Linked DNA regions of Homo sapiens: region 2 is linked to region 1. Evidence: read pairs that join two places in POLR2A ChIA-PET (ENCODE). Cell type or tissue: Caco-2. All regions are shown on one strand. Each heading gives the region's core, and the rest is flanking DNA. Links, peaks and the distances in the headings are about the cores only.

Region 1 (4,395 bases), core at 273-4,272:
CTGGTTCCTCCCACCCCTGTTGAGATTCCCTAGAGCTAGTCAGAGCCTGAAAACAATAGTCAATAGTGCTCAGACTGGTAGCTTCAAACAGCTCACAGTTAAGGAAGCTGTGCTGAATGGTTTCGTGGTCGCTGAGGTGTGGATGTGGTTTTGTGTTTAGCCAAGTGAGGCGTGAATGGTTATAATGTTTAAAGACCAATCTTTTTTTTTTTTTTTTTTTTTTGACGGAGTCACTCTGTTGCCCAGGCTGGAGTGCAGTGTTGCAATCTTGGCTCATTGCAACTTCTGCCTCCCAGGTTCAAGCGATTATCCTGCCTCAGCCTCCCGAGCAGCTGGGACTACAGGCATGCGTGACCACGCCCAGCCAAATTTTGTATTTTTAGTGGAGACAGGGTTTCACCATATTGGCCAGGCTGATCTTGAACTCCTGTCCTCGTGATCCACCCACCTCAGCCTCTCAAAGTGCTGGGATTACAGGTGTGAGCCACCACACCTGGCTGAAAACCAGTCTTTAACATCTGATTATATGTGATTTATTATTTGAGCGTTCTTTGACCATGTGTGATCAGACAGCTATCTGAATAAAATAAGATTTGTCCAAAAAAAAAATATATATATAAAGGGCCAGGCGCCGTGGCTCACGCCTGTAATCCCAGCACTTTGGGAGGCCTAGGCGGGCAGATCATGAGGTCAGGAGATCGAGACCATCCTGGCTAACACAGTGAAACCCTGTCTTTACTAAAAATATAAAAAAATTGGCCAGGCGTGGTGGCGGGTGCCTGTAGTCCCAGCTACTCGGGAGGCTGAGGCAGGAGGATGGCGTGAACCCAGGAGGCGGAGTTTGCATTGAGTGGAGATCGCACCACTGTGCTCCAATCTGGGTGACAGAGCGAGACTCCGTCTCAAAAAAAAAAAAAAAAAAAAAGTAATAAATAAGCGTAAGCTGCAGCAGGAGAAGGGGAGAAACACAATGTAATTTGAAGTATAAGCCGGGGAGCAGGAGACGCTTGACATTTTTTCCTTCATATTTCCCTTCTCCCATGGGGACATAAGACCACAAGGGCGGGGATTTGTGTCGATTTGTTTTCTGCTACATCTGAAGCACCTTGAATTATGCCTGGCCCATAGGAGTTACTTAATAAATATTTGTTGAATGAGTGATAATGGAGTGTGACTTCTGAAGAAGGAATCAAAAGCAGCTTTCTAGCCAGGTATAGAGGTGTGAGCCTGTGGTCCCAGCTACTCAGGAGGCTGAGATGGGAAGATTGCCTTGAGCCCAGGAGTTCGAGTCCAGCCTGGTCCACATAGTGATACCCTGTCTCAAAACAAAACAAACAAAAACAAGATATTTCTCTTCATAAGGTGCAAACCAGTCAGAAGGCTGACTAAAAACCAAAGAAACAAAACAAAAACTGGGGGTGAGGAGAAAACACAGAAAATGAAAACCAGGCTGGGCGTGGTGGCTCACCCCCATAATCCCAGCACTTTGGGAGGCCGAGGCGGGTGGATCACCTGAGGCCAGGAGTTCCAGACCAGTCTGGCCAACATTGTGAAACTCCATCCCTACTAAATATACAAAAATTAGCCGGGCGTGGTGGTGCATGTCTGTAGTCCCAGCTACTCGGGAGGCTGATGAAGGAGGATTGCTTGAACCTAGGAGACGGAGGTTGCAGTGAGATGAGATCTCTGCACTCCAGCCTGGACAACAGAGCTAGACTCCATCTCAAAAAAAAAAAAAAAGAAAGAAAAAAAGAAAACCAATAAAATAAAACTCCCCAGAGAGCAGAGGCCCTATTGGTTTTATTACAGTGCAAACAGTTGTAGCAGTCATGGTGCTTAAAGATGCCTGGTACTGTTCTAAATACATTGCTTGTATTATTCTACTTTATCATCACAATAAAACTATGAGGTATGTTCTATCATTCCCTCATTTTATATTTGAGGTACAGAAAGGTTAAGTCTGTTTTTCCAAGATTCTATAGTGAGAGTGATGGAATTTAGAGAATTGAGAGGAAATCAACAAACACAGTCAAAACAGCACAGGCAACTCTTCCCAGCCTTCCCTTCAGTGAGACACGCCCCAGTGAGAACATGACACTGAAGAATTAACACTGCCCTTCGCCCTGACTGTGGCTAGGAGAAACCATCTGCAGTCTTCCTTTTTATTCTTTCATCCACCCCCCTCCTTTTTTTTTTTTTTTTTTTTTTTTGGAGACAAGAGTCTTGCTCTGTCGCTCAAGCTGGAGTGCAGTGGTGTGATCTTGGCTCACTGCAACCTCTGCCTCACGGGTTCAAGAGATTCTCCTGCCTCAGCCCCCTGAATACTTGGGATTACAGGCACGTGCCACCACACCCAGCTAATTTCTATATTTTTTATTAGAGACAGGGTTTCACCATGTTGACCAGTCTGGTCTCAAACTCCTGGCCTCAGGTGACCCACCCGCCTTGGCCTCCCAAAGTGCTGGGATTACAGGCGAGAGCCATTGTGCCCAGCCTCATCTCTTTTTCATGTAAGTAAAGATCTGGAAATGTATGTTTTGCATGTGCATCCTTCATTATGTTCTGTATATTACCGCATACCTCTGTCATTTGAATGTATTCAGAGTTGAATACATCAAACCACATATATTGTACTTCACAAGTGATTTAAGGAACTTTCAAGGAAAACGTTTTATAAGAATCATTTTTTTGTCCCATAGTTTGACTTTAGAACAAAAATTTCATTGTCCTATTTCCTCCTCCCATGAAACCACTCTCTGTTGCTTGGTGGGAAGGACTGAAGCTAAAGCGGAGAAAAGCTGTGGTTGGAGAGAAAATCCTGGAAGCATCAGGGAACTGTGGTTCCTGAAGCTGGTCCCCTGATTCTAAGTTTCTTGCCCAAATTACTAGCTTTTTTTTTTTTTGGCCTGTTAAGGTTTAGCTTCTGTCTTTTAACAACCAAAAAAAAAAACAAACAAACAAAAAAAAACAACTTTAATAATGTAATCAGCTTAGGGTCTGTTTAATTTTAAACAATCTGTGCTTTGGTTTTGGGATTCTAATGCTGATATTAATGGGGGATCAATTTAGTAGTATTCCGGGGACAATAGGAAACCATTGTTTCACCAACATGGTGAAACCCCGTCTCTACTAAAAATACAAAAAATGAGCCAGGTGTGGTGGAATGTGCCTGTAATCCCAGCTACTCAGGAGGCTGGGGCAGGAGAATCACTTGAACCCGAGAGATGGACCAGGTTGCAGTGAGCCGAGATGGCGCCACTGCACTGCAGCCTGGGTGACAGAGCGAGACTCCATCTCAAAAAAAAAAAAAAAAAAAAAGTTGCTCTCCAGAAATCCAGGTAACAACAGAAAAGCATTTTCCAAAGTTTGCTCCTGTTACAATAAGGTGACCATAAAATTTATCCTCCAAACTGATATACTTTGGGGAACAAAGGAGAATGCCTTTAGCAATTATGCAAGGACAAAGGACAAAACAGGACTGGAAGTCCTATGTAAAATGCGCCTCAGCAAAGGGGCTCCTAGGCCCAATAAGTTGGGAAGTCTACACATTATTCTTCCTTCGTTGAGAGTCACGACACCCATTCTATTAAGAGCCCTGAGTCCTATAGTAAAAAACTGTACTAAATGTCATCTAAACCAGCATTTCCCTAATGGATTTTATTATGAAATCTTTATTTTCAGTAACAATTACTAGCATCCAGGGACTCCCTGTTTCGAAGAACATACTTCAGAAAATGCTGGCCTTGCAATAGACACTGGGGAATACTAGATGGGGGAGGAAGGGACGGAGGGAAAGGGATAAGAATTGAAAACCTAACTGTTGCCTTTAACTATGTAACAAACCTGCACATCCTGCACATGTACCCTGGAACTTAAAATAATTTTTTTAAAAAAAAGACAAAACAGCCGGGCGCGGTGGCTCACGCCTGTAATCCCAGCACTTTGGGAGGCTGAGGTGGGCAGATCACGAGGTCAGGAGATGGAGACCATCCTGGCTAACACAGTGAAACCCCGTCTCTACTAAAAATACAAAAAAAATTAGCCGGGCGTGGTGGCGGGCGCCTGTAGTCCCAGCTACTCGGGAGGCTGAGGCAGGAGAATGGCGTGAACCCAGGAGGCGGAGCTTGCAGTGAGCCGAGATCGCGCCACTGCACTCCAACTTGGGCGACAAAGCGAGACTCCGTCTCAAAAAAAAAAAAAAAAAAAAAAAAAAAAAAGGCAAAACAAACAAACAGAAAGAAAACCTAATTGTTTGGTATTATGCTCAGTACTTGGGTGATGAGATTATTTGTACCCTAAACCTTAGCAACACACAATATACCCAGTTAATAAACCTGCACATGTACCCCGTGAATCCAACATAAGAGTTGAAAAAAAAAAAAAAGCAAATGTTAA
Region 2 (4,395 bases), core at 211-4,210, 120 kb before region 1:
TTTTCATAGCTCTAAAACTTCTAATAGTTCCAACAAAATTGCCCAATTGAATCTCATGGAACCTACGTGAGTCCTGTTTCCATATCTGAACCCATAACTATGTTGATGAGGATGGAATACAGTTTTCATCATAGGCTTACTCTGTCAGCCAGAAGTAGGGTCAGCACCACCAGAACAGCATGGGGAGAGAGGGAAAGACACTGTTTCCCAAAGAAAAATACAAGTGCTGCTCTGTTTTGTCCTAGTTTTGTATGTTTGACAAGTCGTTTCTCTGGCACTACAGATTGTTCTCCCTGTGTTTGCAATACCATGGTGGATTATGCACAAGCAGCTTAGTGTTCTGGGGGGAAATTCACTCCTGTGAAATTGCCTACGCATCACATGATCCTGCTATGCAGTTTTCACATCTATTCCCAGTGAGGCACCCGTTCTAAAAAAAGAACGTTAGCTCCACAAAGGAGGGGAAAGAAGCTATTCCTACTAAGAATCTATGACTTGGTCTTGTTGTTAAACAGACTTTGGAATCTCTTTTTTTCCATTTACACAGAGTTTGAGTTCATTTCCGCACCACCCTTTTGTACACTGAAGGTGCCTTAGGAGGAAGAGAAGGATGGAATTGTTTGTTTTTCCAAGTATTCAGTTTTTACAAGCAGGCTAGTTGGTCACTTGGAACACTTTAATTTCTTCCTGTTATGAGACCAGTCAAATTGGATGAATGAATTAGACCATTCATTTAGAAGCCATAAATGCCAACTGAATGGAAAGAAACTAAACTCCCCTTTTCCAAATGGCAGTCAGAAAGTGTCCAAACCAATGCTGATGGTAAGCTGGCATCATCCTCACCATCATTTTGTGTTTTGGGACTTTGCACATTTTGCAAAGTGTTTATGTAACATGTGGGTAGTAGACACTGATGGTTTCCTGTGATAATTGATCCCTGCTTTTCTTTTCTATCAGGTATCTGTTTTGTTCAGGTATAGAACTCTACTAAAATGCAGGGAGTCACCAACAAAGTTCCTGATTAATCTTGTTCGATCAGCACATGGTATTCCCTGAGGATGGCCAAGAAGTGAGATGAAATGATCTGGGTCCTTGAGGCCCTGATGGCTCTGCATCTGCATCTTTTTTAACCTCTGGACTTCCCACTCTGTGACTCTGTTGTGTAAGTTAGTGCAAGCCAAGACTTTCTTTTACTTGCAGCCCATACTAATACAGTGTGCCCGTCATCATCATCATCCATCCATTCATTTATTCATTCAATCTAACATTTCCAAATTCAGTCAAAGTACAGTCTTGTCAACAATACCTCCAGCACTTTAGCTTTGCTAGTGCCAAGGCTACAAAGCAGGTCTATGTAAATATTCCTGTAAATACTCTGTGAGGAATTGGCCTTTAGTCAGGCAATGTGCAATAAAGAAGGCATATTCCTTCCCCCTTCCAGACACTGGAACCAAGAGAGTAGTTTTCAATTGGATCAACCCAAGACTATCTGCCAGGAATGCTTTTGGCTACAAATAAGGAAAGTATGACAAAAAACCTTGCTGGAACACTCAGGCATTTGTTGCATGGAACAAAAAGTCCAGAGCTGGTAGGGTGGCTCCGTGATACCTGCAGGGCTTGCGATTTTCCCATCTTTGCTTGCCATCATTGTCAGTGTTCAGGCTTCTGACCTCATGAATGTTGCCTCAAGGCTGCAAGGTGGCTTATACACCTCCAGATATGGCACCTCACTTCAGGCAGGAAGAAAGAAAAGGGAAGTAGAAACACCCTCTTTCCCAGACAATTTCAGTTTATGTCTCATGGTCAGAAATGTGTCACAGGCATCCCTAGGGTCACAGGAGTCTGGCAGAGTAAATGTTCTTTCATTGAACGTTTTGCTACCCTAGCAAAATCAAATTTTCCTTACTATGAAGGAGGGAAGGATTTTATTGGCTAGGCAGCCAACAATACCTGCCACACTGGTTCAGATATTTACCTTTAGTTCTTTAAGGAACTACGGACATTATTTAATTTGGGATTTTATAAAGAAAGCAAGAAAATTAGTTGGGAAGGACCAAACTCATTCCATGGAATTAACTGCTTACAGTTAACTTGAGCATGAATAAAGAGGCTCCAAACTACAAGCAATGACAATAATAAGGTCTCATATAATCCTTATCTAGAGCAAGTGATGTAACTCATAACTGGGTTCAGCACAGGAAAATGTTTCTGCCTGGATCTTCATCTCCCATCGTCTTGGTTCTGAGCCATTCACAGATCTTCGGGTCCCAAAATGATTTCCAGTTGTTTCCCTCTAGCAGAGCTGGTGGATAAATTGTACTCTCTCTGCCCATCATCATCATCCATCCATCCATTTATTCATTCAATCCGACGTTTCTAAATTCGGTCAAAGTACAGTCTTGTCAACAATACTTCTAGCACTTTAACTTTGCTGGTGCCAAGGCTATAGAGCAGGTCTATGTAAATGTTCCTTCAATGTGGTCTCAAAATGCTTTGTTTTTCTTTCTCTCCTTCAGGGCTGCACAGATACTTTATGTTGCTCTCTGTTATGAGCAAGCTGTGAGCTTCACTACAAAAGTAGAAGCAGTTTTGTTATCTGCCCTGATTTTTGACAGAAATGCAAAGCTTTCTGCTTGAAAAAAAGTATCTTTTTCAGAGCCATCACTCACTCTCTAAAACTTAGGGAGATACTCAGTGCAGCATAATCAAGCAATGACTCTCATCCGTCCCCCAACCAGCACCACTAGCCCACAAGCACAGGGTTTTGCTGTTTAACTCCGTGGTGGAGAATAGGTGGAGTTCCTGTTTTTACACAGAGAGAAAACAAGAGCAAGAAAGTAATGGAAAAATTTAATATTTTTCCCTTGGCTTGCACAAGGAAGTTAGGAGTCTCATCTCTGAGAATCACAGTGAATATGATAATTTTTCTAAGAAACAGAGGGAGACTTTCTTCCATGAACACACGTGAACACACATGGATGATTTTTCCTAAAGGTGCAAGGAGATATCTTGGAAATGCACAGACAGATGGTTTCTTAGTCAGCTCGGGCTGCTGTAACAAAATGCCACAGGGTGATGTAGACCATAGACATTTGATTCTCGCAATTCTGGAGGCTAGGAAATCCAAGATCAAGGTGTCCACAGATTTGGTTCCTGGCAAGGTCTCTCTTCCTGGCTTGCAAACAGCCACCTTCTTGCTATGTTCACATATGGTGAAGAGAGCGAGCTCTGGTTTCTCTTCCTCTTCTTGCAAGGACATTTGTCCCATCATGGTGGCCCCCACCCTCATGACCTCATCTAAACCTAATTACCTTCCAAAGGCCCCACCCCAAAATACCATCCATTGGGGTTTGGAGCTTCAACATACGAATTTTGGGGAGACACAATCCTTCAGTCCATAACCAATGGTCAAGGGTGGGTGAAAAGGGCATCCTAACAGGGATAATGCAAAGAGGCATTTTGGTTATTTATTGTTTTGCAATATGCATCCCAAATTTAGTGGCTTAAAACAACAACCATTTTATCATATCTCATGATTCTGTGGGTTACCTAGGGATGGGCAGGCAGTTCCTCTACTGGCCTTGCTTAAGTTCTTTCTTGCAGTTGTAGCCAGTTGGCAGCTGAGGCTGCCACTGGGCTGAATGTCTAGGCCTCAGGTGCTTAGAGGCCATATGGCCTATCTCCAGGTGATGGCTCAACCTCCAAGGCCTCTCCCTGTGGTCTGGCTCTACAGCAGGGGAAATTGGACTTCCTCTGTAGTGGCTCAAGGCATGGCCAAAGATTTCAGGTCTTTGCAATGCCCGGGCTCAGAAATCCAGAAACATCACTTTCTCCAAATTCTATTGGTCAAAATAGTCATAGGTCAAACCCAGATTAGGTGGCAGTGAATGTATAAACATGTAAGAGGAGTTTTAATGCTTACAGTGTGAAAAAAGAGAAGAAAAGGCACCAGACCAAACTTGGCTATTTCGCAGCTTGATGTGTAGCCAGCACCAATGCCCCACAGCACATCATTTATGAGACAATCCTGATGTTGGGGATCTGGGTTGTGAAATGGAGTTGTGTAAGATTTTGGAGTCAGGCTCAGAGCCAGAGAGACTCTAACTAATACACTCATTTCCTCTCCGCAACTCCACATATGTTTTTAATAATCCTTTCCTTGGAATGAAGATAAGGCCTACTTTAAAGCATCTGAAAAAAATGTGGAAAAATGGCCTCATTCTGCTATGAAGTAAGCCTTTATTACCACCTGTAACAGCGCCTTATTTAAACAAAATGTGTTGATTATTTTTAGCATAATTTAAGCCCCGGGAGACTAATGAGGTGGTAACAGTGTGTGTTAATTATGTGGTTTTTGTTGTCTTCATTAAAGTTAAGATTCTCAATCCTATTTGC

What was found. ChIA-PET counts read pairs that join two places held together with the same protein. Peaks named below come from ENCODE experiments on the same cell type or tissue, not always from the same donor. Only the 100,000 strongest peaks of a DNase experiment are listed, where the experiment ranks them.
Region 2: POLR2A ChIA-PET joins it to region 1 with 10 read pairs; 3 of 35 experiments call an interaction of 5 or more read pairs at or near these places.

What each region holds. Positions count from the first base shown.
Region 1 is chr4:24,653,869-24,658,263 of GRCh38, reverse strand. It overlaps the pseudogene ATP5MGP3. Among named protein-coding and RNA genes, the nearest start is that of LINC02473, 3.8 kb to the left of the region's middle. RefSeq lists an enhancer at 1-350. In Caco-2, for the core only: no CTCF peak of the experiment used is centred there; a DNase peak (open chromatin) is centred at 2,103.
Region 2 is chr4:24,778,323-24,782,717 of GRCh38, reverse strand. No RefSeq gene overlaps it. Among named protein-coding and RNA genes, the nearest start is that of SOD3, 15 kb to the left of the region's middle. In Caco-2, for the core only: no CTCF peak of the experiment used is centred there; no DNase peak of the experiment used is centred there.